Regions from separate parts of the Homo sapiens genome. Here region 1 is linked to region 2. Evidence: read pairs that join two places in POLR2A ChIA-PET (ENCODE). Cell type or tissue: PC-9. All regions are shown on one strand. Links, peaks and the distances in the headings refer to the core of each region. The heading gives the core; the rest is flanking DNA. Region 1 overlaps ADGRF4 (adhesion G protein-coupled receptor F4). Region 2 overlaps TNFRSF21 (TNF receptor superfamily member 21).

Region 1 (5,383 bases), core at 220-5,219, 400 kb before region 2:
TCTATTTGACATTCTCTCAAATACTAGTTGTCACCCACTAAGTTTAATTCACAAGACTCTAATGGATTGTAACCTGCAGTTTGAAAAACAGATACAGACTATAAGATTCATTTTGATTATCAAGCTGAAGATTGTTCACTTCTCTCATTAAAGTGATCACTTTAATCCTTTCTCTTTGCTAGCCTTCACAATTATACTGAAGTCTTCTTCACAGGGTGTGTGTGTCAAGGAGAAAAGAAACCTATTCTCAGGACCAAATAATAGGACCGATGCTGAAGGCAAACCCAATTCCTCTCCACATTTCAGATCATAGTCAGAAATGTGCACTAAAATGGGTGAAGGCGAGACGAAGGGAGGCATTTGTAAAGAATAGCACCTGCTGCCGGGTGCAGTGGCTCATCCCTGTAATCCCAGCACTTTGGGAGGCTGACCTGAGGTCAGGAGTTCGAGACCAGCCTGGTCAACGTGGTGAAACCCCATCTCTACTAAGAATACAAAAATTAGCGAGGCATGGTGGTGGGCATCTGTAATCCTAGCTACTTGGGAGGTAGGAGAATCGCCTGAACCCAGGAGGAGGAGGTTGCAGTGAGCTGAGGTCATGCCATTGCACTGTAGCCTGGGTGACAAGAGCAAAACTCCGTCTCAAAAAAAAAAAAAGAATAGCACCTGTTATCTGAGGCTTCAGGAGAAGGGTCATGTTTACTGTCCATTACCTTTAATATAGGAGTTTTGTTTTGAGCTAACCTTGTTGAAAGAAAGTATTTGGCATAATGATGTGATGTCATTTGTGAAGTCTAAAAATGTCTCTCCAACTAGTGCTAGGCCTCCAGCTGCACACAGCTCCTGAACGTGTTCAGGGAGTAAAGGATCCAACAGCTATGACATTTTCTGCAAATCATGCTTTGTGGAACAATATTGAATAATGATACATTTCATATATGTACATAAATAAAAACTTTTACTAGCATAAAATATATATGTAATATGAAATCATAAGCGTGACCATAAAATACATGAATTTGAACTAAGCACAAATGGCTGAAGGGTTTTGATTAATTAATTTGCTACTTGATCATTCATGTTTCTATAGTCTGGCATATGTAACTATATACCATTTGGGATGGTAATTTATATAGTAAATTTCCTTCCGATATTACAAATGTTGGGGGAGAATATTCAGTGACATTACCCAAGAGGAATCATAGCATTTTTATTTTAGCCCAGTTTGATTGGCAGCGATGGATTAGATAGACATTTTCAGGTTAGCCCTAATTTGGTTGGTTCTCTTCTCACCAGAAAGGGTCGAATGGGATCCCTCCTTTCAGAATTCAAATGTAGCTAAGGCCAAAAGCCAGAGTCCTCTGCAGAGAAGAGCTTAAGGATTCTGAGAATGAAGAATTTAAAATTTTATTAAAAGCTTTGGCAGCATAATTTATCCTCCTAATTCATCCATGGTTGATATTTTATAGAATGTAAAGGAGGAAACACACATCCTTAGATCTACCACTGATAAAGATTAATAATTAAAGTGAATTGGAGTTTATCAACATTCCAAACTGAAAAGTTTCAGTAAACACAAATATAGTATCTCTCCAGCACCTAGCACATGTCTATATGTAGTGAGTGGTCTCCTGAAAGGATGAGGGAAAGAAAAGAACAAGCATGCAAAACCTAAATATTAAATTAAATGTAACAAGAAGAGTGAGAATTGTCCAGATGGATATAAGCAAACCATGGTCAGTACCTAAAGAAGAAGCTTTCATATGGGAGCCTGATGGGGGCTAACTCACCCAGGTGAGGGACATACCAGTTTCTGGTAAAGAGTGGACAGCCAGTGCTAGATCCTATCCTATGTGGAGAATCCAGACTTGTTCCAGGCATATTCTCCTTAAATTACCTTTATTCCATTTATTGACTTCTGGTTCTACATTCTGTTCAGTTTGTCAACAAAATTGTGTATTCTCTTATATTCTCTATCTTTATAAACCCTCTGTGTATGGTGGCAGAAAAACACTTTGTTGGGAAGAGACGTCTCCATTTAAATCAAGATTCTAGTACTCAGTGAGGGGAAACAAAAACAGCAAGCAGTAATTGTGACAGAATAATGCTGGAACAAGACATATTTATGTTTGAGGTTGATGCATATTATCCACCATTTGTTTGTCAACCATTTGTAGCAGGCACAAAAAGGTTAAAGAAAATGGAACAGAAGAAAAATTTAACCTTGAAGGCATTTATATAGACTGACCTAATTTTCTTTGAATTCGGGGAGTGGGACTGCTCTACTTTTAGTAGGCAAACAACGGAGGCTTTTGTGTCTACTGTATTTGACCAAGGCCTTGTGTCCTCACATGGGTTTCTGTGGAAGACTGGTCTCATAAAAGCCAAAGGGGTTCCATGGTCATATCAGTTTGGGAAACGATGGGTAACACCACTGCCCAACTCCCCCCAACACACACACAGACACACACACAAACAGGCATGAACACATATCAAAGGTTCTGAGATTTCTTGTAGTAAGAAAACTGTTTCACCCAGGATTTACCAATTCACTTGATAATCAGAAATTCTAGGCCAGGCGCAGTGGTTCACGCCTATAATCCCAGCACCTTGGGAGGCCAAGGCGGGTGGACCACCTAAGACCAGGAGTTTGAGATCAGCCTGACCAACATGGTGAAACCCCCTCTCTACTAAATACAAAAAAATGAGCCAGGCGTGGTGGTGCATACCTATAATGCCAGCTACTTGGAAGGCGGAAGCAGGAGAATCAAATCGCTTGAACCTGGGAGGCAGAGGTTGCAGTGAGCTGAGATTGCACCATTGCACTCCAGCCTGGGCAATAAGAGTGAAACTCTGTCTCAAGAAATAAAAATAAAAATAAATAAGTAATCAGAAATGCCTTGAGGAGTTTCAAGCTGCTATTCCATCACAATATGTTATCTTGGAGGAAAACACATTAATCTATCCAGACTTAGGCTACACATGTATTTGTTGGGCATCTACCTAATGCCCGTCACTGTGCTGATATGTTCATGGGAGCTCTTTAAGTCATTCACAGCAAAGCTTGGGTGACCACAAGAAAGAAATCAGTTTCAGAAATGAAGAATTAAAAAGTGAAAGAGAAAACAAGAAGCAAAAGAACTCTTGCCTGAGGCTATCTGTGGCAAGAAGGTAAATAAAGGGTTAGTCATTTATAAATTCCCTCCAATTGCTATACTAGTCACCCAATAAGGGCAGCTCCACATCTCCTTCCCAAGGTGTCTGCAAGATGATTTATTTCAGAGATAAAAGCAACTAAGCCACCTAGAAACGCAGCTTCTTGGGACCTGAAAAAGTCACGTCGCAGGTTCCTTCTCCTCCACTTCCATAACCCGCCTCTTTCTGTGCATGATTATAAAAGTGTTAATTACCCACTATAATTCACCTTTGTTTTTCACACAGTACTAAAAAGCAATTCAAGCCTGCTGAATGGAGGCCAGGCTCCCTGCTCTAACATGGTCATTACAAAGAAAAAGATAACATTTGCTGGTCATTACAAAGAAAATAACATTTGCTGGCCTCAGAGAGTTACAGGCAAACACAGCTAGACCTGATTGTCCCAGGGTGAATGTGTCTAAGGATCTACCTCTCCATCAAGTTTACAGTAATCAGCGACTTTCACACCGCTGCCTAAATTCTAATCACAATGGGTCAACAGAGCACAACAATTTGTGCTCTTCCCCCCCAGAGCCTGAGAGAAATTAGGCCACACCTAGTGAAATAGGCAAAAAAATGTAAACACCTGATGTTTCTCTATCCTCAGCACCCAGCAGAGGATAAGATACAGAATAGACACTCAGTAAACATTTGTTGTATAAGTGAATGAATTGGGAAATGATTCCTGCAGAGTGACATCAGCATCTGAAGTTTTTGCTTTAAAATCATGAGGCAACTTTTCTATCTCAGAGGGTCAGGTGAGCACGTTTGCAACTCTAGATGATTTTGGAACCTGGTGACTTAAGTAGATGCCAGTCCTACTGTGGACCTCCTCTTTATTGTACTGCCTGGAGCCTTATGTGAAAAAAGAATTGAGCAGGAAATAATGCCATGCCAGGTTAGGGATGTCCGCCATGGGCACAAGAGGGTGTCATAACAATGCATGTGTCTTTTTCCACACTGTCTCCATAAGTCAGAACTAATAAAACCCTATTTCTCCAGACAGACCCAGATGACCCCAGCTGTTCTGAAACACCATCTCCTATTTGTCCCATCTTGCTTGTACCTGGAGCAGATTTTCTGAATGAGTTGGAATTTAAAACTACAGTGAGTCTGTCTGGGTACTGGAGCTTCTTTCTGAAACATGCCAGATGGAATTGTAGGGGATGACTCACACAGACTGAGTACTCCCTACCCGTCTGAACACGCTGAGTGCGGCCTGACATCAGGACTCCCAAAGAAAATTTTAAAAGGTCAGCTGGGAACTGTAAGTGTAGTCAGTCAGGAAGGAATGCATCAGAAGGTGTGATCTCGCAAACCTGTTCATGCAAAACACCCTAAGGTGAATGGCCAAGAATATTTGTGAATCAAGGAAATACTTTCCCAAAGGGTTCCTCTCCCCGGAACTGTACCACAAGGTGAGAGGGAGTGCCTCTTCTCACTTTTTTGCCAGTCTTCAAGGTGGCAATTCGCCTCTTACTCCCAGGCCAGACCATTGTCTGATGGGAACAACCAATCCAAAGAGGTTAACTAGAGGGCAAGGAACCTAAGAGTTAAGTGACCCACATTTTGGGGGGGGGGGTGTGTCGTCTGTGTGTGTGTGTGTGTGTGTATGTGTGTGTGTGTTGTTCCCCTAATTCTATAACTGTCTGTCTGTTTCCTCTGTTCCAGTAGTATAATTAGAACTCTGATTATAACATCAGATGGATAAACGAGTTGTTTATGTGTTTAAGACCCAGTATCTCTTGCCCTCATAGCAGAATCTATTTAGTTACCCTTAGAGTTCTCCCTTGCCATGGAAGAAATGCTTCACATAGAGCCTTGGGGGAAAGAAAGATAGAAAAGAACTATTAGAATCAGAAACATCTCATCTTTAGCTACTTTAGATGGCTTCCAGCCAATCTGTTTGTAGCCCAGCATCTCTTCTAAAAATTGGAATCTGGATTCAGATTCTGATAGGTTTCAAGAATCACATAATTTCAGAGTTGGAAGACAATTTCAGAGTTAGAAGACATCTAGATATCTCACCAACTATCTTGATACTTATAAAATTTTAAAGAAATTTATACGCCCAGCAATTGCCTCTGGTCCATGAAGAAAGCTCATGATGTGCTGACACTGAAAAACAAACAAACAAACAAATAAACAGCACCTAATGATGCAACACTTTAGACCTCTCACAACTGTC
Region 2 (5,383 bases), core at 111-5,110:
GGTGGGGAGGAAATGCCTTTTGTCTTTCACATTCTTATTCTGCATGCCCAAGTCCACAGCACAGGCTTTGTTAATGTATAAAATGATGATCTCATGATACTGTTCCAAGAAGTATTTATCCCATTGGGATCCTTGGCCATGTGAACATAACGGACATCAGGTACTGGAGCCTGGGTACACGTGGCAGGGTACTCAGAACACTACTGGGGGAGGTGGGCAAGTTAGTGGCCTGCCCACGTATTACAGTTAGATTAAAAAGTAATAATCCCAGTAAAATGTTCTATTTATTATGTCTTTTAATGCTCTTCTTTCAAATATCTCCCTTTTTGTGTGATAATATTTATTGTCATCATTTTTGTGTTATGACTTTTTGTTTGTCATGACCGGCTAACTGCATGAAAAATAGCTTACTATAAGCTTATAAAAATACAAATATATAGGTACACAATATGATATAATATATACACATGTATATAGCAATTGTATATGTATAGAGAGAGCAATTGCTACATGCCAGGTGCTTTGTATACAGTATCTCATTTATTCATAGCATCTTTGTGAAGCAGGTGATATTGTCTCCTTTTTATAGTTGAGAAAATGGAAGCTCCCAGAACTTCATTGGTTTGTCCCAGGCCACACAGCTTGCACGTGATATTGCTGGGGCCAGAACCCAGGACTGCCTGGCTCTTCAGCTCATGTCCTCCCTTAGCCCTGTGCCACACTGCGTGTTTCACAAGTCCAAATTGCTTGATAATGAAATGTAACAACAGAGAAGGCTCACTGGGGAAAAGTTAAGAAGGTGGTTTGGTTTGTTACAGAACGTGAATGAGAATTACAGGAATGCCTTTGGAAGGAAGTATTCTTGCTGCTTGCACTTCTATTTCTGATGAGTGTCTGCATGATAATAGAAAGTAAAACATACACTGAAAGACAAGAGCTGGGTTCAAAAGTCTGGGGCTCAGGTGGACAAAACATTCTTGTTGCTCGACACCCAGTAAGTCTAGTGTGCATGATTGTGCTTTGTCTTCAGAATCTAAGCTTACCTTCCACCATCTTGACTTTACCAATTGTACTATTCTGCCTGAGACACTTACCCTTGCTATATCATATCTCTGTAAGGCAGAGACAAGATCCATGAGAGCTTTAGGTTTGTGCCAGTGATAAGGAATGCTCTAGAATGGCTTGCCCAGAGTGACACTACTTAGTCAGAGATGCCCCTTGCCCTCGGGGAGCTCGCTTTAACTGCATAGGTAGGATTTTGGCAGTGAGGCCCTCAGAAGAGAAGGGAGCCATAATTGGTAAAGATATGAGGTCTGAAGTTTTAGAAAACTCTTTTGCAAGCATTATGAATTCCAGATAGAGGGCTATTTGCTGTTATAGCCTGTCCAGCTGTGCGTTTGCCTAGAAAGTGCCAAGTAATAGTGTTTTTCTCTGTTACTGAAACTAGACATGTAGCTTAGTGCTACCTCCTGACCATCATTTATCAAAGTACATTACCTCGTACATTGGCAATTCACTTTGGCTGTTTGGGCAGGTGTGGAGTGGTCTGGTGGGGGCTGAAGTTCTGAATCATGTCAAGACTTGGTGGCAAATTCGAGCAGAACTTTAAATTAGAGCTGATATTATATCCAAAAGATTTTCTCTCTCCTATATATCTTAGCTCTACAATCCTAGAATGTGAAAGCTGGAAGGGAGCATAAAAAATACTGATTTAACACCCTGTATTTTTTGGTTGAGAGAAAAAAAAATACTCTACTGGGGAAGTGACTGCTTTTTCATGTTTACAAATGAAACTGCATCGAGCACCCTTTCTAAGTGAGGCACTATTCTGGGCAGTGGGAACCCAGGGATGAATTGGGATTTGGATCTTGCCATGAAGGTACAATTCGTATGGTATATAAAATGAGCATGGCCATCACCAGTGCTGGTTGGGTTTTACTCGCTCATGTGGAATCACTGGATGAATGTAGTATACTTACCTTAATACACAAAATATGATTGATGTTAAAATCTTTAAAATACCTGAAGTAACTTTGGCTCTTAGTCTGAGAATAAGAGAAAAAAAAGACTTTCAAATCTGAGAATGACATACGTTAGCCTCAGTAGAGAAAGCAACTTCTAATCAGAGGAATGGGGAGCGCAGAACCTGTGCTGGAATGCAGGAGTCCTGACCGACCCCATGAGTTATCATTACAGTCAAAATGTGTATAATGGAATTGAGCTCTGTCATCTGAACTGTTTCTGAAGGCATATGTTTGAATCTTCCCCAAGTCCAGTACAAAACAAACACACCTCTAGTGTAAATAAACTACACAAGTAAATCAAATCAGCAATAAAAAAAATTCCTCGTAAATGGGATTTAAGGACTACCTTAAGTTGGGAAGGGAAAAAAGGGAGGCTTGAAAAGGCATATATCCACCAAATTCCTGCATGACATATTTTAGTGTGGCTAAATGTAGACAAAGTCTATCAAGCAGGATATAGTAAGCACAGTTAATGCTGTATATTCTGGGGCAGTTTGAAGACAGTCCTTTTCTCCAGGTATGCTATTATTGGGTCAGAACAAATAGGTGGGAGCTTCTGGGCTGGCTCTGGCAGGTGGTCTTTGTCCTTTCTTCATTGTAGACCAGAATGTGGAGACATCACACTTTAACTTTGCAGGCAACTATATCCACGAAGATGAGAGGTGAAGCCTCTTTGGAGGCTGCATAGACAGTTTGCAAATTAATTTTGTGTTCAGCTGGTCCTTCATAAAGCATGTAAACTCTAATTGCCTTAAATAAACATCTTTTTTTTTTTTTTGGTTTTTTTTTGGTGACACGAAATGATCCGGTGCATTATCAGATCATTACTATTCAGGGGCTGGTATGAATTGAGTGACTTTTCCTTGTGCTTATTTTCCAGAAAGCACTAATATTCTGTTGGCTTTCTTTCCCCAAGCAGGCCTGGCAAATTCCGGTGATGCCAGGTCACCAGCAACTTCTTGGCAAACTCAGGTGCTTCTCTTCTGTGACAAGAAGAGCCCAGGTTATCTCAGAGCTTTGGGCATGTGTCCAGTGATCACTTGGAGCTGACTCAGTGTGGACCATTAGGCAAAGATATGTCTGTTTGACAGAATGACAATGGGAGCCATAATAGGAATCAATTTGGTTCCCAAAGTTGGATCCTCATTTAGCATTAGCAGAAGGCTGGGCCTTGTGGCTGTAGCAGCAACAGCTGCTGAGCTTTGATTATTTAGGATAGGGGCGAGATCATGAATAAATACTGGCCTTGCCCCAGTGTTTGTGTTTGTCAAATACCAAAAAATAAAATGGGAATCCTAAATTGGCTTGCATGCTGCCACCCAGCTTTCTTACCACCTTCATTTCTAGCCTGAATCCAAGAGGAGAGGAGCTTGGGTAGAGGTTATAACCCAGGAGGAACCTGGCAGATATCAGTGAGTACAGGCAGGACTGAGGGCTATACAGAGGTGGGGTTCACTGATACTTAGGCTGTTGACTCAAAGCAATAGTAAGCAATAGTGATCTCAGTGAGATCAGTGAGCAGTAGTGATCTCACTGTTCTTGAGAGGTGCTAAAGGCCACCAGAAGATTTTCTTGTCAGTATCCTGGCTTTGGAGATGACAGATGTGTGCAGTGGTGGGAAAGTTGCGCTCAGAGAGACCTCAGGCAGGTGTGGGACTGAGCAGGGTGTGGGTGGGGATCAGAACATTGCCCTGTGGCTTCATATTTAAAAATTATGCCTAAGACTTTGTGCTACACAAAAATAAAAACAAGAAAACTAAGGGGGGCACTTAGTAAGCTAAGTCATAGCAAGGCTCATTATCTAATCTTTATATACTTTTCTATTTGTTCGTCTCCTGTCAGTACTGCTGTGTGGCTCTGTTGCTTGGTGCCCTTGCAAATCTATCTGTTTTGGGAAAAGGAACATGAGCTTAATGGATTTAGGAGAGTGGAGAGGAGTGAGTCCATGAGTCCAGGAATCAAATGAGAGCAGCTGTGGATTCAATAGGGCTTCAGCTCTGAAAGCCCAGAGGGGAGGAATAAGCAAGTGGGTGTTAATATTAATCATTGATATTGCTATCACTGCCTCTTATTTATTGAGTACTTATCTTTGACATTGTGTTGAATACCTTCTGCAAATGATCTCAGTACATGTGACAAGTCTTTGAGGTAGTAGCATTAGCCCCATTTTACAGATAAGGGAATGGAGTTTGAGAAATCTTATGGTCATGCAGTTGGCAACTGCTGGAGAGAGGGTTTAAATCTAGGTCAGTGTGGCTTTGTGCACACTGCTTTTTCTGCAAGTTGTTGGTAGGAGAGAGGTCACCTTAATTTACCAGAATTTTGTTTTCTGTAAAGAGAATGACTTTACCCAAGAGTTGAACATTCTCTTTCCAGAAATTTAATGAGCAGTTCTGCTCCACGATGGTGCTTGGAAGTTTAGCTAAAACTGCTGGTTATAAACTGAGAGCAACCTGTGTGTGGATTGAAAGGGAAGGGTGTGCAGTCATTGGTAAGCATTTTCCTATGGTGTGACTCTGACGGGCAAGGGTGCCATCGCTAAGATGGAAAGATACTCCTGCAAATTGAAATGTTATAAATAGGGAATGGATCCTTTGCTTTCCTGCTACTTGGGTCATTTTGAAAAATATTTGTTTAGTGAATAACGGTGTGACATGGGTTCTGCTTAGCAATGTAGTTTCAACTCACTTATCCTGAGAACTTGAGGACCTTTTAGGGTTTTCTTTGCTGTCAGCCTAGTTATTTGTATAGGGTAAGTGCACGGGCTTGTACCATCTGTTGTTAGTATTTCCTTTTTTCACTTTTCATTTCAGGTCTCTTAGAAACTGGTTTAACTCCGTGATTTGAGGGGTGTCAGAGGTCATGTGTTTGTGTGTGGTTTATCATACTGACTGGTAGCACTCGCTTAAGTAAGCTTTTAAACATCGCTTCGTAGGTTGTAGAGACTGAGTAAACTAGGAAAAGGCAAAGGGTGAGAGGAAATTATTTAATCATTTGTCCTGGAAAACAGGTTGGAATTCTGGTCTCCCAAATAACCTTTGGGACAAGACCATTGTTTGATTTCATCCTATACACGGCCAGGTCAGCTTGCCCAGGATTAGGAGAGGTGGGGGTGTTGGGAAGGAAGAAAGAGATTCCAAGGCAAATGGTAACAGGTCCCCAGAATAATTTAGCTGGATATTTTTGTTAATCCGTTTTGCGATGCTATAAAGGAATACCCAAGACTGGGTCATTTATAAAGAAAAGAGGTTTATTTCACTCATGGTTCTGCAGGCTGTACAAGAAGCATGGATTTAGCATCTGTTTGGCTTCTAGTAAGGCCTCAGGAAGCTTTTAGTCATGGCAGAACGGAAGGGCGG

The links. ChIA-PET counts read pairs that join two places held together with the same protein. Peaks named below come from ENCODE experiments on the same cell type or tissue, not always from the same donor. Only the 100,000 strongest peaks of a DNase experiment are listed, where the experiment ranks them.
Region 1: POLR2A ChIA-PET joins it to region 2 with 6 read pairs; 2 of 35 experiments call an interaction of 5 or more read pairs at or near these places.

What each region holds. Positions count from the first base shown.
Region 1 is chr6:47,699,328-47,704,710 of GRCh38, reverse strand. All of the region lies in intron 1 of ADGRF4 (adhesion G protein-coupled receptor F4), which reads right to left. Among named protein-coding and RNA genes, the nearest start is that of ADGRF4, 3.4 kb to the right of the region's middle. In PC-9, for the core only: no CTCF peak of the experiment used is centred there; DNase peaks (open chromatin) are centred at 3,220 and 4,480; H3K4me3 peaks cover 1,954 bases; H3K27ac peaks cover 3,379 bases.
Region 2 is chr6:47,301,714-47,307,096 of GRCh38, reverse strand. All of the region lies in intron 1 of TNFRSF21 (TNF receptor superfamily member 21), which reads left to right. Among named protein-coding and RNA genes, the nearest start is that of TNFRSF21, 5.5 kb to the left of the region's middle. RefSeq lists an enhancer at 4,861-4,960. In PC-9, for the core only: no CTCF peak of the experiment used is centred there; no DNase peak of the experiment used is centred there; H3K4me3 peaks cover 4,541 bases; H3K27ac peaks cover 5,000 bases.